2 separate regions of the Homo sapiens genome follow, and region 2 is linked to region 1. Evidence: read pairs that join two places in POLR2A ChIA-PET (ENCODE). Cell type or tissue: Panc1. All regions are shown on one strand. Each heading gives the region's core, and the rest is flanking DNA. Links, peaks and the distances in the headings are about the cores only. Region 1 overlaps PLA2G4C (phospholipase A2 group IVC). Region 2 holds the start of ELSPBP1 (epididymal sperm binding protein 1).

Region 1 (6,851 bases), core at 2,265-4,764:
AGTTTTGAGCAGGGAAGTAGCTTTATCTGAGTCACCTTTTCAAAGGCCCACCCTAGCTCCTGTGCGGTTGGTCCCTAGGTGAGATAATTAGCACCCTGAGGAGCAGTTTGGGTCAATGACCTCAGGGTCGCAAGGTAGAGGGAAGAGAAAGCCATTCTGGGCCTCTGGACCAGTCTATGTTCCCCAGAGAGTTTCCCCAAAAGCCCTGCCTGGCATGGGGCAGGGCGGTTATTTGCTGCTCATCTGTCTTCTAATGAGGGGTTGTATATTAGTTTGCTGGGGCTGCCATTAAAAAGTACCACAGAGGCCGGGCATGGTGGTTCACACCTGTAATCCCAGCACTTTGGGAGGCCGAGGTGGGCAGATCATGAGGTCAGGAGTTCGAGACCAACCTGGCCAACATGGTGAAGCCCCATTTCTACTAAAAATACAAAACTTAGATGGGCATGGTAGTGCACACTTGTAGTCCCAGTTACTTGGGAGGCTGAGGCAGGAGAATCGCTTGAACCCAGAAGGTGGAGGTTGCAGTGAGCCCAGATCATGCCACTGCACTCCAGCCTGCTGACAGAGGGAGATTCCGTCTCAAAGAAAAAAGTACCACAGATCAGGTGGCTTAAACAACCGACACTTATTGTCTCACAGTTCTGGAGGCTGGAAGTCCAAGATCAAGGTGTGAACAGGGGTGGTTTCTCCTGAGACCTCTCTCCTTGGCTTGCAGATGGTGCCTCCCTGTGTCTACACATGATTTTCCTCTGTGCCTGTCCACTCCCCACCTTCTCACCTGTAGAACTCAGGGCTTATTTATGCTTATTTGTTGACTCTCTCTCCTCATAATAAGGTGTGCAGCAGTGTGGGGTCAGGAACCACATCACTTTGCTCACCATGGTGTTCATTCTTTCATTCATTGATTCCACAAACATTTCCTGGATGCCTGCTAGATCCAGTCCGCCCAGGTCCTGCAGCCGTGGCTGCATACAGGTCAGATGAGGCTCTTGCTCTTGTAGAATGTACCTCCTCCCGGGGGGCAACATGACATAAACAGGTAAACAAAGAAGTCAACAGGATGGCCATGGAGAGTAAGTGCCATGGAGACGACCGAACGTGCGGTGTGCTGAGGAGTAAAGTGAAAGCTTTTTAGGAAAGGGTCTGGGGGTCTGGGAAGGCATCCTGAGGGAGAGACCTTTCACCTGGGGCTGAATACTGAGAAGGGGTGGCCATGAGGAAGTCTTGGGGAACAGAATTCTGTGCAAAGGAAAAGTAAATGCAAAGTGTCTGGAGTGGGAAAGACCTTGATCTGTGTCTTACCTATGTCTATAACATTCTGTACTAATATAAAGGCATATCTGAGGCTCGGTAATTTATAAAGGAAAGAGGTTTATTTGGCTCATGGTTCTGTAGGCTGTGCAAGAAGCATGGCGCCTGTATCTACTTCTGGTGAAGGCTTCAGAGAGCATCCAATCCTGGTGGAAGGGGAAGGGGGGCTGGCGTGTTACATGGTGAGAGAGAGCAAGAGAGAGAGAAGGGAGGAAAGCACCAGTTTCCTTTTAACAACCAGATCTCAAGTGAACTAATAGAGCAAGAACTCACTCATTACCGCAGGGAAGGCACCAACCCATTCATGAAGGATCCACTCCCATGATCCAAACATCTCCCTCTGGGCCCCACCTCCAACACTGGGGATCACATTTCAACATGAGATTTGGAGGGGACGAATTTCCAAACTATATCAGTCTATTCGAGGAACAGAAGGAAAGCTGTTATTGCTGGATCAGGGTAGGGGAAGCACGGAATGAAATGTGATTGGAGAGATGGACAGAGATCAGATCTTGTGAATTCTGGCAGGTATCATGACATTCGATGTAGGCCAAAGAGTTACCTCCTAGCCCAGCTCCTGATACATGCTTAATAAGCGTAGTGTTGGATAAATAAACGTTTACGTGGTAAAAGTAGATCACAAGAGCTCCACAGGAGGAGGTGGTGGAGCTCCAGGTCTTCTCAATGAATGAAAGAATGGATGAATGTCTTTCTCCTAAGTCATGTATGACCTGTAGAGGCTTCCAGGTCTTCTAATCTTATCCAGTGTGCAACACTGCCTACAAAGCACAGTGGTAACTTCTAACTTTCCTTTCTCCCCAGGCTCTACTACCCGAAGGATAGTGCCCGAAGTTGCTGCTTGGCATAGATGAGCCTCAGCTTCCAGGGCACTGTGGGCCTGTTGGTCTACTAGGGCCCTGATGTCCACCTGGCCTTCCTGTTCTTCACTCCCTTCAGCCACACGCTTCATGGCCTTGAGTTCACCTTGGCTGTCCTAACAGGGCCAATCACCAGTGACCAGCTAGACTGTGATTTTGATAGCGTCATTCAGAAGAAGGCGTCCAAGGAGCTGAAGGTGGTGAAATTTGTCCTGCAGGTCCCTCGGGAGATCCTGGAGCTGGAGCATGAGTGTCTGACAATCAGAAGCATCATGTCCAATGTCCAGATGGCCAGAATGAATGTGATAGTTCAGACCAATGCCTTCCACTGCTCCTTTATGACTGCACTTCTAGCCAGTAGCTCTGCACAAGTTAGCTCTGTAGAAGTAAGAACTTGGGCTTAAATCATGGGCTATCTCTCCACAGCCAAGTGGAGCTCTGAGAATACAACAAGTGCTCAATAAATGCTTGCTGATTGACTGATGGATTAGCTGTGTGTGTGTGTCTTGGTCTGCCACCACCCCTGCTGCGGCCCTTTTCACCCTCTGTGTACCCTTTACTTGTTCCTTTCTTCCCTTCCCCCTTTCCTTTCCATCTTCTTCCATCTATATCTCAGCAATTAAGCATGGTGGTTCCACAGCTGGGTTTGGATCTTACTTCTGTTATCTGCTTACCATGAGAACATGGGCAAGAGCCTTCGCCTCCATGCCCCAGTTCCATCGTCTGTAGAATAGACCATCACGGAGCCTGTATCCTAGAAAGGCTTAAATGAGTTCATGAGTCTCAAGACCTTAGAATAGTTAGTCTGGCACCGACGGAGTTCCAGAGCAATTATTATTCATACAGGCTTTCCAGAATTAAAGCAGGACTGTTATGGGATGAATTGTGTGTCCCACCCCCACCAAAAGATGTGGCCATTGTAACCCCCAGTGCCTGTGAATGTGACCTTGCATGGAAATAAGGTCTTTACCAATGTCATCAAGTGAAGATGAGGTCACTCGTGTGGACCCTAATCCACAATGACTAGTGTCCTTATGAAAAGGAGAGATTTCGCCGGGCGCAGTGGCTCACGCCTGTACTCCCAGCACTTTGGGAGGCCGAGGCAGGTGGATCACAAAGTCAAGAGATTGATACCATCCTGACCAACATGGTGAAACCTCATCTCTACTAAAAATACAAAAATTAGCTGGGCATGGTGGCACACACCTATAGTCCCAGCTACTCGGGAGGCTGAGGCAGGAGAACCGCTTGAACCCAGGAGGTGGAGCTTGCAGTGAGCCAAATCATGCCACTGCACTCCAGCCTGGTGACAGAGTGAAGACTCTGTCTCAAAAAAAAAAAAAAAAAAAAAAAAAAAAGGAAAGAAAAGGGGGGATTTAGGGGAGGGAGAGCATTATGACAAATACCTAATGCATGCAGGGCTTAATACCTAGGTGACGGGTTGATTGGTGCAGCAAACCAGCATGGCACATGTATACCTATGTAATAAACCTGCATGTTCAGCACATGTATCCCAGATTTGAAATAAAATTCTTTTAAAAAAGGGGGGGGGATTTAAAGACAGAGACAGGCATGTATACAGAGAGGAAACCATGTGAACATGGAAGCAGGGATTGGGGTGAGGCTCTACTGACCAAGGGCCGCCAAACTATTGCCAGCAAACCACCAGTCATCCGAAAGAAGACCTTGATAGCAGAAGGATCCTGTTCAGAATTCTGTGTTGCATTCAGTCGTAGCTTTTTTTTTTTTTTTTTTTTTTTTTTGGACAGAGTTTTGCTCTTGTTGCCCAGGCTGGAGTGCAATGGCACGATCTTGGGCTCACTGCAACCTCCGCCTCCTGGGTTTAAGCGATTCTGCTGCCTCAGCCTCCCGAGTAGCAGGGATTACAGGCATGTGCCACCATGCCGGGCTAATTTTTTTGTATTTTTAGTAGAGACGGGGTTTCTCCACGTTGGTTAGGCTGGTCTCGAACTCCTGACCTCAGGTGATCTGCCCACCTCAGCCTCCCAAATTGCTGGGATTACAGGTGTGAGCCATCGCGCCCAGCCTCGGCCATGTCTTCTTAGTCTCCTCCAATCTCGAACGGTTCCTCAATCTTTCCTTGATTTTCATGACCTTGACATTTTTGAAGCTTACAGGCCAGTTATTTTGTAAACCATCCCTCCATGTGGGTTCGTCTGACGTCTGATTATGATGAGATTCAGGAATCTTACAGAAGCGATGCTGTTCTCGTGACATCCTGTCAGGTGGTGTGAAATTCCAACTTGTCACATTACTGATGATGTCCACTTTCATTGACTAAGATGGTGTTTGCCACGTTTCTCCACTATAACGTAACTCCTTTGAAATTGGTATTTTGTAGGGAGGTATTTTGAGCTCTGTAAATATCAAACTTCTCACTTAGCTTTTTATTTATCTGAGTATGGACTCCTGGTTTCTTCTGTGGTCCTGTATAATTTGTTACTATCATTATTTATTTTGACTCTCAAACTGCCCAGTATGGCCAATGGAGCTTCTTCAAGCAGACTCCTGTGTTCTTTCCACATGTTCTCACAACACTTTGAGCAATTTCTTGCTTTAAGCATAGGACGTTTGTAGGCTCATCTTGTTCTTTTTTTGCTCTAGACATGGAATCAGCCAAATTTCCTAGGCACTCTGGTTCCATTTGGTGGAGAATGGTATATAGAAGTCAAGATTTGGATGCTAGTGGTGCTCATTCATATGGGCCATCATTGTTTCTATGTTCTCTTAGTGGAGAGAGCTAGAGAATATGTGTACAAATGTTCCTATACACACTGAAACTATGTGTTTATTTTTATCTCTCTATGTATAATTGAGATCCATGAGGACATACCAACGCCTCCAGTTATAGTCCAACACCACAGGGCTCATTCGACTTTCCTCCTTTCTGTCTTAGTAACTCCCTTTTCCAACAGTAGGAGACCTGGCCCCCATTCCCCTTACTCACTGTGTGTAGCCAATTTCCCTTTTCCTTTGCCATTTCACCCCTGTGGGGATGTCTTTCCCAGCCTAGTCTGGCTTCAACACCATACACCATGCTATTCCCATGAGTGGACATTTCTCTCTCTGCTTGGGTTATGACAACCCATGCCAGATCCCCTCTATGTGGCCTCCTTCCTAATTGCCTTACAGTGCAAACCTCCACCCCAGACAATGCCTGCATATAAATGCCCCCGCCCCACTCAGCTCATGTTCCAACACTGCACACCAAGCTGCCCATCTGTGGATTTATCCCCACCATCTCCAGCCCCAACACCCTGGGTCATGCTGCCCCTCTATGTGGACTTCTCCTCACCCCACTACCCCACTGGAATGCTGGCTCTCCACGCCAGATGGCCCCCAGCCCCCTCCTCCCCTAACCCTACCTAGTGTGGAGTCGCAAAACCCCTTTGGGCTTTGACACCACCATAACTTCACACCCTCCCTGACACCCCCACCTTGCTTTTTCCCTCTAAATCATTCAGGAAAGACAGAAGGAAAGAGATGAACAGAGGAAGAGCAAATGCCATGCTCTTAGTCACCGTGTACGCCCACTTCCTGAAGTCCATGCTTGCATCCTGCTCACTCTCACACATTCCCGACTCACCCAGGAAAACTCCCTGAGGCCAGGGGTGCTGAGCTCTCCATCTCACTGCCCAGAGGCCAGTGTTGGAGTGACCCTTCACATGCTTGTTGGAACATTGAATAAATGATGCCGTCTGCTCTAATCCTCCATTTTCTTTTCTTTTTTTTCTTTTTTTTTCTTTTTTTCGAGACAGGGTCTCACTATGTCAGCCAGGCTGGAGTACAATGGTGCAATCGTAGTTCACTGCAGCCTGGAGTGCAATGGTACAATCATAGCTCACTGCAGCCTTGAACTCCTGGGCTCAAGCAATCCTCCCATCTCTGCCTTTGGAGCAGCTGGGACTACAGGTGTGTGCCACCATGCACGGCTAATTTTTTTATTTTTTGTAAAGACAGCCTCTCCGTATGTTGCTCAGCTGGTCTCAAACTCCTGGGCTCAAGCAATCCTCCCACCTCAGCCTCCCAAAGCGCTGGGACTACAGACATGAGCACCACATCCAGCCTCTAATCCCCATTTATAAAATGCACTTTCCAATTCCACTCTGGGGATAAAGGCGTCACAGAACCTGACTCTGCATTTCCCCACCCATATCATTCAAGCCAGATGGGGAGGCAGGGACAGCTCTGGTCCCTCCCCAACCCGGGTAGAGATTTCCAGCCCAGCTGTCACAGCTCTAAGACACCGGGACCGAAGGAGAAGCCAAGAGAGGCAGGAAGAGGTGGCAAAGGAGTGCTGGAGAAGATAAGGAGGCTGAGCTCCGACAGGGAGCAGGGAGGAGGGGCCATCTTGAGACTGGTGCCCTGCGAGCTCCACCCCACCCCTCCATGCAGTTCCCCATGGGCCCCGCCTGCATCTTCTTGAGGAAAGGCATTGCTGAGAAACAGCGGGTGAGGTGGGGAGTGAGGGGGAAGGGCGGTGGGCGGGGCAAAGGGAGCAGGGGTGTGGGACAAAGAAGGGGACATGATGGTGCCACAGAACCAGGGGAACAGGTGGATAGAGCAGGAGCTGAGAAGGTATAAGAAATTCCAAGGACCCTGGTGGGGTCATGTAAGCCAGTGAGATAAATGGGTGGG
Region 2 (6,851 bases), core at 1,652-4,151, 52 kb after region 1:
ATTTTACTGGAAGCTGCTGACTACCAATTTTGGAGTAAGTGCAGAGGAACGAAAAGATGGTGACACTAGCAAACCTAGGTCAGAGCCTTGTAGTTCTCAGCAAGACACTGCATCTGTGTTCCCCATGCACATACATGTACAGAGTGTTTTCCTGAGCGGGCATGTGAGAAGCCACTGATATCAATCACCTCTGGAAGTGGGAACCAGGGGTAAATAGGAGACTTCTTTCCAATTAAGTTTTTATCACAGATGTGTGACTTATGTCTTTAAAAACAATTTAATTATGTATATACCTAGAAGAGAAGAGTTGCAATATTCCCAACACAAAGAAATGATAAATGTTGAAAGTAATGGATATCCTAAATACCCTGATTTGATCATTACTGTCTGCATGTATCAAAATATCACATCAGTGGCTCACACCTGTAATCCCAGCACTTTGGGAGGCTGAGGTGGGAGGATCACTTGAGACCAGGAATTTGAGACCAGCCTGGACAACAGAGTGGGACACCATGTCTATTAAATAAATAAATAAGGAAAAGAAAAAAAATCACGCGTACCTCAATAAATATATACAATTGTTGTGTATCAATAAAACATTTTAGAAACAGTAATTATACATGTATATGCACATACATAATGTGTATATACATATACGTGCACATGCCTGTATACATTATAGATGTGTATATATGTATACAGGCATGTGTAATATACACACATCATATGTGCACATATACAGGTATATGCATGCACATATGCTCACATGAAAACATGCAGAGTTAAAATGGTTTTTAAAAAAGATAGAACACCCTGAGTAAAGCAATAGGAGGCAGTTTAAAATCACAAAATGAAAAATCTGCAACAATGAGATGGCTGTCTTAGGAATGGATTAATTTTATGAGGTAGTTATTGACTTACCAAATTTATTGAACATCTATAGAGCAAAGCGCTGTGCCGGGGCCTCTTGGTGTTGGCATTCCAATTCCACTGGCATGCCAGTAATTAAAAACCTGTGTGGATGTTTCAGTGGTGCCTAGCAGAGTGACATTTAATAAGGTACTTCACAGCTTACCCCTCTATAAAATGGGGATGCTAATAAACAGTTCTACTTCATAGAGTTGTTGGGAGGATTGAATTAGATGAAAGATACAAAATGCTTAAGACAATGCGTGCTATAGAGATAACTCACAATAAATGTTGGCCATTAATGATGACGATGATGATGATGATAACATTCATTCACCATGCTAGACCGGCAGTAATTAATTAATTAAGCAAACATTTTGAGAATGTTCTAATTCTCTTCTTTTACTTTTGTTATTTATTGGCTTTCAAACTTTCCTGAAAATATTACCTTCTGAGAAATTTTTTCTCTGCTTAATGATACTCTTCATTGTTAATATTCCCTCATCCATCCATCCATCAACCATCCCTTTACCAACTCTTCTTTCATCATCCATCCATCCACCCATCCACCCATGTATCCTTCCACCCATTCTTACATCCATTCCTCCATCTATCCATCTTTTCATCTATCTTCTTCCATCATCCATACATCCATCCATCAATTCATCCACCCATTCATCCTTCCACCCATTCTTCCATCTGTCTATCAATTCTCCCATCCTTTTGCCCATCTTTCACCAGCCATCTATCTATCCACTCATCTGTCCATTCATTTATCCTTCTATTCATCCATTATTCATTGAATCCATCCTCTTATCATCCATCCATCAATCATTCATCAAATAAGTATTTAAGAAACCCACCATCCATAAGAAACTGTGTCAAGTACCAAGAGGAACCATACATGATTTCTGCCTTCAACAATCAGAGATAAATCGTTTCATCCATCCTTCAGTTTATTCATCCACTTCTCATCCATCCTTCCATCCATCCATTCTTTCACTGTTCATCCATTCTTCTATCCACCCATCCTTCCTTTCATTCTTTAATCTTCCTTCAATCCACCACCCATCCAATGAGTATTCAAGAACCCTATCATCTATAAGGAAATGTGGTGGGTACCAAGAGGAACCAGATATGATAGCTGTCTTCAAACAGCTATAGATAAGACATTGGCACCAATATCTACCACCCAACATGGAAAATAATGGCAGATACAACTGGTAGTATTAAGGCCCTGATAGGGTGCCCAAGAGGCAGCTTAGCCCACAGCCTCTGCCCTCTCGTTCTCTTAAGCCAAAATAATTTCACAGTGGAGCGGTGAGAAGATAATAGCACCCAACCAACCAGGGTTCAAATCCTACCTCTCCCATGTTTCAACTGGGTGGCCTTGGGAAGGTCATTTCACCTCTCTGAACTCCAAGTCAGTATTCCTATCTGTTTAGTGGAGATAAAACCTAAACTATAGAAGCCATTGTGAATAATTACAGGCACACATGGGGCTGTAAAGTCACTGAAGTATAGTGTACCTTCAAAATAATGAGTCCTTCTGCTTCTCAGCAGCAAATGACCCCAGATCTGAAACAAAACTTCAGTGTAAGCCTTCCCTCCACCTCTAGGCGCACACACACACCTCTTCTATTACATATTTAGGCTGCCTTTGGAGGGAGAAGCAACAGGATCTCAGTAAGCTCTTTTTGAATCTCAACTTTCTTTTTCCTAAAATAGGGAGAGTAAGCCTTACCTTGGAGAAATGGTCCAAACATTGACAGAACCATGAAGATTTTAATCCACTACCAAGAATTTAATAAGTAATTCACCCAGTCTCTTAACAGGTAACTTGTTCCCTTTTCTTCAGTTTCTTCCCTAAGCTTGGGATTCAGGCAACCTTCCTTAGCATTACATCATTCATAGAATCTGGTTTAACCCATTTCTTTGAGTTTATTAACAGAGAAAGGACCTCACCCACAAGACCACCTTCCCTACTTTCTCTGGCTGTCCCCTTCCAGAACCAATATGGCAGCCACCAGCTACTTCTGGTTCTTGAGCACTTGAAATGGGAAAGTTCAAATTGTTCTATGTTGTAAGTGTAAGATACCTATTGATTCTGAAGACAAAGTATAGGGAAAAAATGTAAAGTATCTCATTAATAATTATTTGTATTCATTATGTGTTGAAATGATAATCGTTTAGATATACATGGATTCCACAGAACATGTTATTAAAATAAATTGCACTCTTCTTAGTTTTTTAAAGTGCTTCTGCTATAAAACTTACAATGATTTATGTGGCTCGTATTATATTTCTAGTGCACCATGATGCTCTAGACCTTCCTTCTTTGCTATGGGGGCCCTAAGACCCCACTTGTCACACCCTCCCAAGTTTCCGGGTCAAAATGTACCTTTGAGAGAGTTCTTCTGGGCCCTGGCTCTCTCCACGATCTCTCTTTAAGGTTCTGCTCCCAAGAGCTCTGGATTATCTGGGGATTGGTTGAATGGCTTTGGCCCCAGCCTGTCTGTAGGACACAAAGGCAGCTTCTCAAAGGAGGGTTCTTCATCAGTGGTTACTGTCAGAAGGCAGTCTGGATGAGATCAGCTGTGGTTAATTTATGATGTCTGGAGATAAGCCCATGCATATCCACGAGGCCCATAAAATTCAGTCAAGTGTACACAGAAGGGGCCTTGCGGGGGCTGGGGTCAGGGACAAGAATATCAATGAACAGAGGAGGGAACGTTCCCAGAAATTCAGCTATGAGGAGCTGGAGAGGTTTCAGCTGAACAATGAAAAAGCCCTACTATTTTCTTTTCTTTTCTTTCTTTCTTTTTTTTTTTAGATAGAATTTTGCTCTGTTGCCCAGGCTGGAGTGCAATGGTATGATCTTGGCTTACCACAACCTCCACCTCCCGGGTTCAAGCCTTTCTCCTGCCTCAGCCTCCCAAGTAGCTGGGACCACAGACACATGCCACCACACCCAGCTAATTTTTGTATTTTTTAGGAGAGACAGGGTTTCACCAGGTTGGCCAGGCTAGTGTCAAATTCCTGGCCTCAGGTGATCTACCCACCTTGGCCTCCTAAAGTGCTGGGATTACAGGCATGAGCCACTGCACCCAGTCCACATTAACCTGCTAAGGGATTTTTGGATCTCGTATGGCTAATAATAAAGGGAAACTGATTGAAGAAATACTTGCAGAATGGGAAACTGATGACATGCAATGCAGTGAAGAGTGACATGAAACAAAGATGTTAAAGGGGAGAATGGGTGGCTCCGCAAATGTACAATGTCTTAGCACACTTGGTCTTCATAAAGTATCAATAATAATAGCAAAAAGGCAGTGTGCCAGAGACCACCCATTATGTTGTAGAATATAATCAAGATCTGTAAAAGATGTTCAAACAAGAAGGAAAGAGGTGCCAGGCACAGTGGCTCATGCCTGTAATCCCAGCACTTTGGGAGGCCGAGGCCGGTGGATCACCTGAGGTCAGGAATTCAAGACCAGCCTGGCCAACATGGTGAAACCCCATCTCTGCTGGGGTCTGCTGGCACACCCCAGCACACCCCAAAAATAAAATTTTTGTATTTTTGTAAAAATACAAAAATTAGCTGGGTCTGCTGGCACACGCCTCTGGTCCCAGCTGCTTGGGAGGCTGAGGCAGGAGAATCGCTTGAACTCAGGAGGTGGAGGTTTCAGTGAGCCAAGATCACGCTACCGCACTCCAGCCTGGGAAACAGAGTGAGACTCCATGTAAAAAAAAAAAAAAAAGAAAAGAAAGAAAAAAAAAGAAAAGAAAAAAGAAATGTTAGAAATAAGTGAAGGCAACAGTCATTTCCAAAAACTAGGATTCCTCAAAGGTATTTTTAAAGTCTTGGATAGGCTTTTATTTCATAAGAGTTTCTAATTTGATAGTTGCTGACATTTTTGACAGTTTAGTTGGGGGGAGGGCTTTCTTTTGACACTTTTTTCCAAAGGAGATTCCATCTTACTGAGAAAAAAAAATGGAGATGAAAAGATAGCCCGTTTTCCACAATTTTTTTCTGAGACAGGGTCTCACTCTGTTGCCCAGGCTAGAGTGCAGTGGTGCGATGATAGCTCCTGGCAGCCTCAAACTCCTGGGCTCAAACGATCCTCCTACCTCAACCTCCCAAAGTGCTGGGACAACAGGCACATGCCACCATGCTCGGCTAATTCGTCAATTTTTTTTTTGTAGAGATGGGGGGTCTCATTATGTTTCCCAGGCTGGTCTCAAACTCCTGGTTGCAAACGATCCTCCTACCTCAACCTCCCAAAGTGCTGGGACAACAGGCACATGCCACCATGCTCGGCTAATTCGTCAATTTTTTTTTTGTAGAGATGGGGGGTCTCATTATGTTTCCCAGGCTGGTCTCAAACTCCTGGTTGCAAACGATCCCCCTACCTTAACCTCCCAAAGCACTGGGATTGCAGACGTGAGCCGCTGTGCCCAGCCCCTCTTCTAAGAATAGTAACTAAGGGCCAGGCGTGGTGGCTCACGCCTGTAATCCCAGCACTTTGGGAGGCCAAGGCAGGTGGATCACCTTGTTTGAGATCAGCCTGACCAACATGGTGAAACTCTGTCTCTACTAAAAATACAAAAATTAGCCAGATGTAGTGGCAGGCTTCTGTAATCCCATTTACTCGGGAGGGTGAGGCAGGAGAATCGCTCGAACCTATGAGTCGGAGGTTGCAGTGAGCCAAGATTGCACCATTGCACTACAGCCTAGGCAACAAGAGCAAAATTCTGTCTCAAAAAAAAAAGGAACAGTAACTAAGAACACGTTGGGTTTCAGAATTCAGGATTAATCTGATTTTTCTTTTTTAAATACTTTTATTTATTTATTTATTTATTTCATAGTTGGAAATGTAGGTGTCCATAAGGCTGCACCACTTGTTCCTCAGAACTTCAAAGCCATCTGCAGCCCATTAGGTTAATCACCAAGGGCCTCCAGAGAACAGTGGCCCACACTGAAGGTTTGTGGAGCATCAACAAAGGTGCTTATATTAGGGAAGCAAACCTGCTTTTCCAAGAAGCCTCCCTGGGCCTCTCCAGGGGATTCTTGAGCCCTGGCTGACAAAGACCAGGAAGATCTGAGATACCGGGAAGCCTGTGACTGCCCATGGGCTCCCTGATGCTTCTCTTCGTGGAAACGACGCGAAATTCCTCAGCTTGCATCTTCCCTGTTATTTTAAGTATTTCTTTTTCTATATTTCTTCCTATGCAAGGTAGATAGCTTAACTTTGGAGCAGAGTGAGAGCAAGGAAGGAGGGAGAAGGTGGGGATGAAAGATGAAAGAAGAGGAGGAAGGGGAAGAGGGGAAGGAGGAGGAAGGAGAAGAGGCAGGGAAGGAGGTGGAAGAGGGAAGAGGAGGAAGAGAGGAAGGAGGAGGAGGGGAGAAAGAGGGAAAGGGGGGAGAAGGGGGGAGGAGGTGAAGAAGGAAGAGGAGGAGGGAGAGAAGGAGGGGAATGAGGGAGAGTAGGAAGAAGGAGGAGGAGAGGAGGAGGGGAGAAAGAGAAGGAAGAGGAGGAGGGGGAGGAGGAGCAGACGGAGGAGGAGGGGAAGGAGGAGGAGGAGGGAAGAGGAGGAAGAGGGGGAGGAGGAGGAGGGGGAGACAGAGGGGAAAGAGAGGGAGGAGGAGGATGACCGGGAGGAGGGGAAGAAAGAAGAAAAGGAGGAGGGGAGGAAAAGGAGGGGGAGGAGGAGGAGAAGGAAGAGAAGAAGAAGGAGGAGGAAAGGAAGGAGGAGGAGGAGAGGAGAAGGAGAAGGGAGAAAAAGAATGAGGAGGAGGAGAAGGTGAAAAAGGAGAGGGACAAGGAAGAAGTGGGGAGGAGGGAAAGAGAGGAGGGACAGGGAGGGGAAGTGGTTGTGGTTAGTTCCAGGGGCTATAAAATCTTGGACATCAGCTGGTCGACCACGAGTGTCTGACAGGA

The links. Peaks named below come from ENCODE experiments on the same cell type or tissue, not always from the same donor. Only the 100,000 strongest peaks of a DNase experiment are listed, where the experiment ranks them.
Region 2: POLR2A ChIA-PET joins it to region 1 with 13 read pairs; 4 of 35 experiments call an interaction of 5 or more read pairs at or near these places.

Annotation. Positions count from the first base shown.
Region 1 is chr19:48,043,674-48,050,524 of GRCh38, reverse strand. PLA2G4C (phospholipase A2 group IVC) reads left to right here. Exons shown (of 17, transcript NM_003706.3): 17 at 2,137-2,679. The coding sequence ends at 2,182. It overlaps CABP5 (calcium binding protein 5), which reads left to right and starts at 6,446. Exons shown (of 6, transcript NM_019855.5): 1 at 6,446-6,665. The coding sequence starts at 6,603. In Panc1, for the core only: no CTCF peak of the experiment used is centred there; no DNase peak of the experiment used is centred there.
Region 2 is chr19:47,991,271-47,998,121 of GRCh38, reverse strand. It overlaps ELSPBP1 (epididymal sperm binding protein 1), which reads right to left and starts at 3,490. Exons shown (of 7, transcript NM_022142.5): 1 at 3,311-3,490. It overlaps BSPH1 (binder of sperm protein homolog 1), which reads left to right and starts at 5,952. Exons shown (of 6, transcript NM_001128326.2): 1 at 5,952-6,113. The coding sequence starts at 6,041. In Panc1, for the core only: no CTCF peak of the experiment used is centred there; no DNase peak of the experiment used is centred there.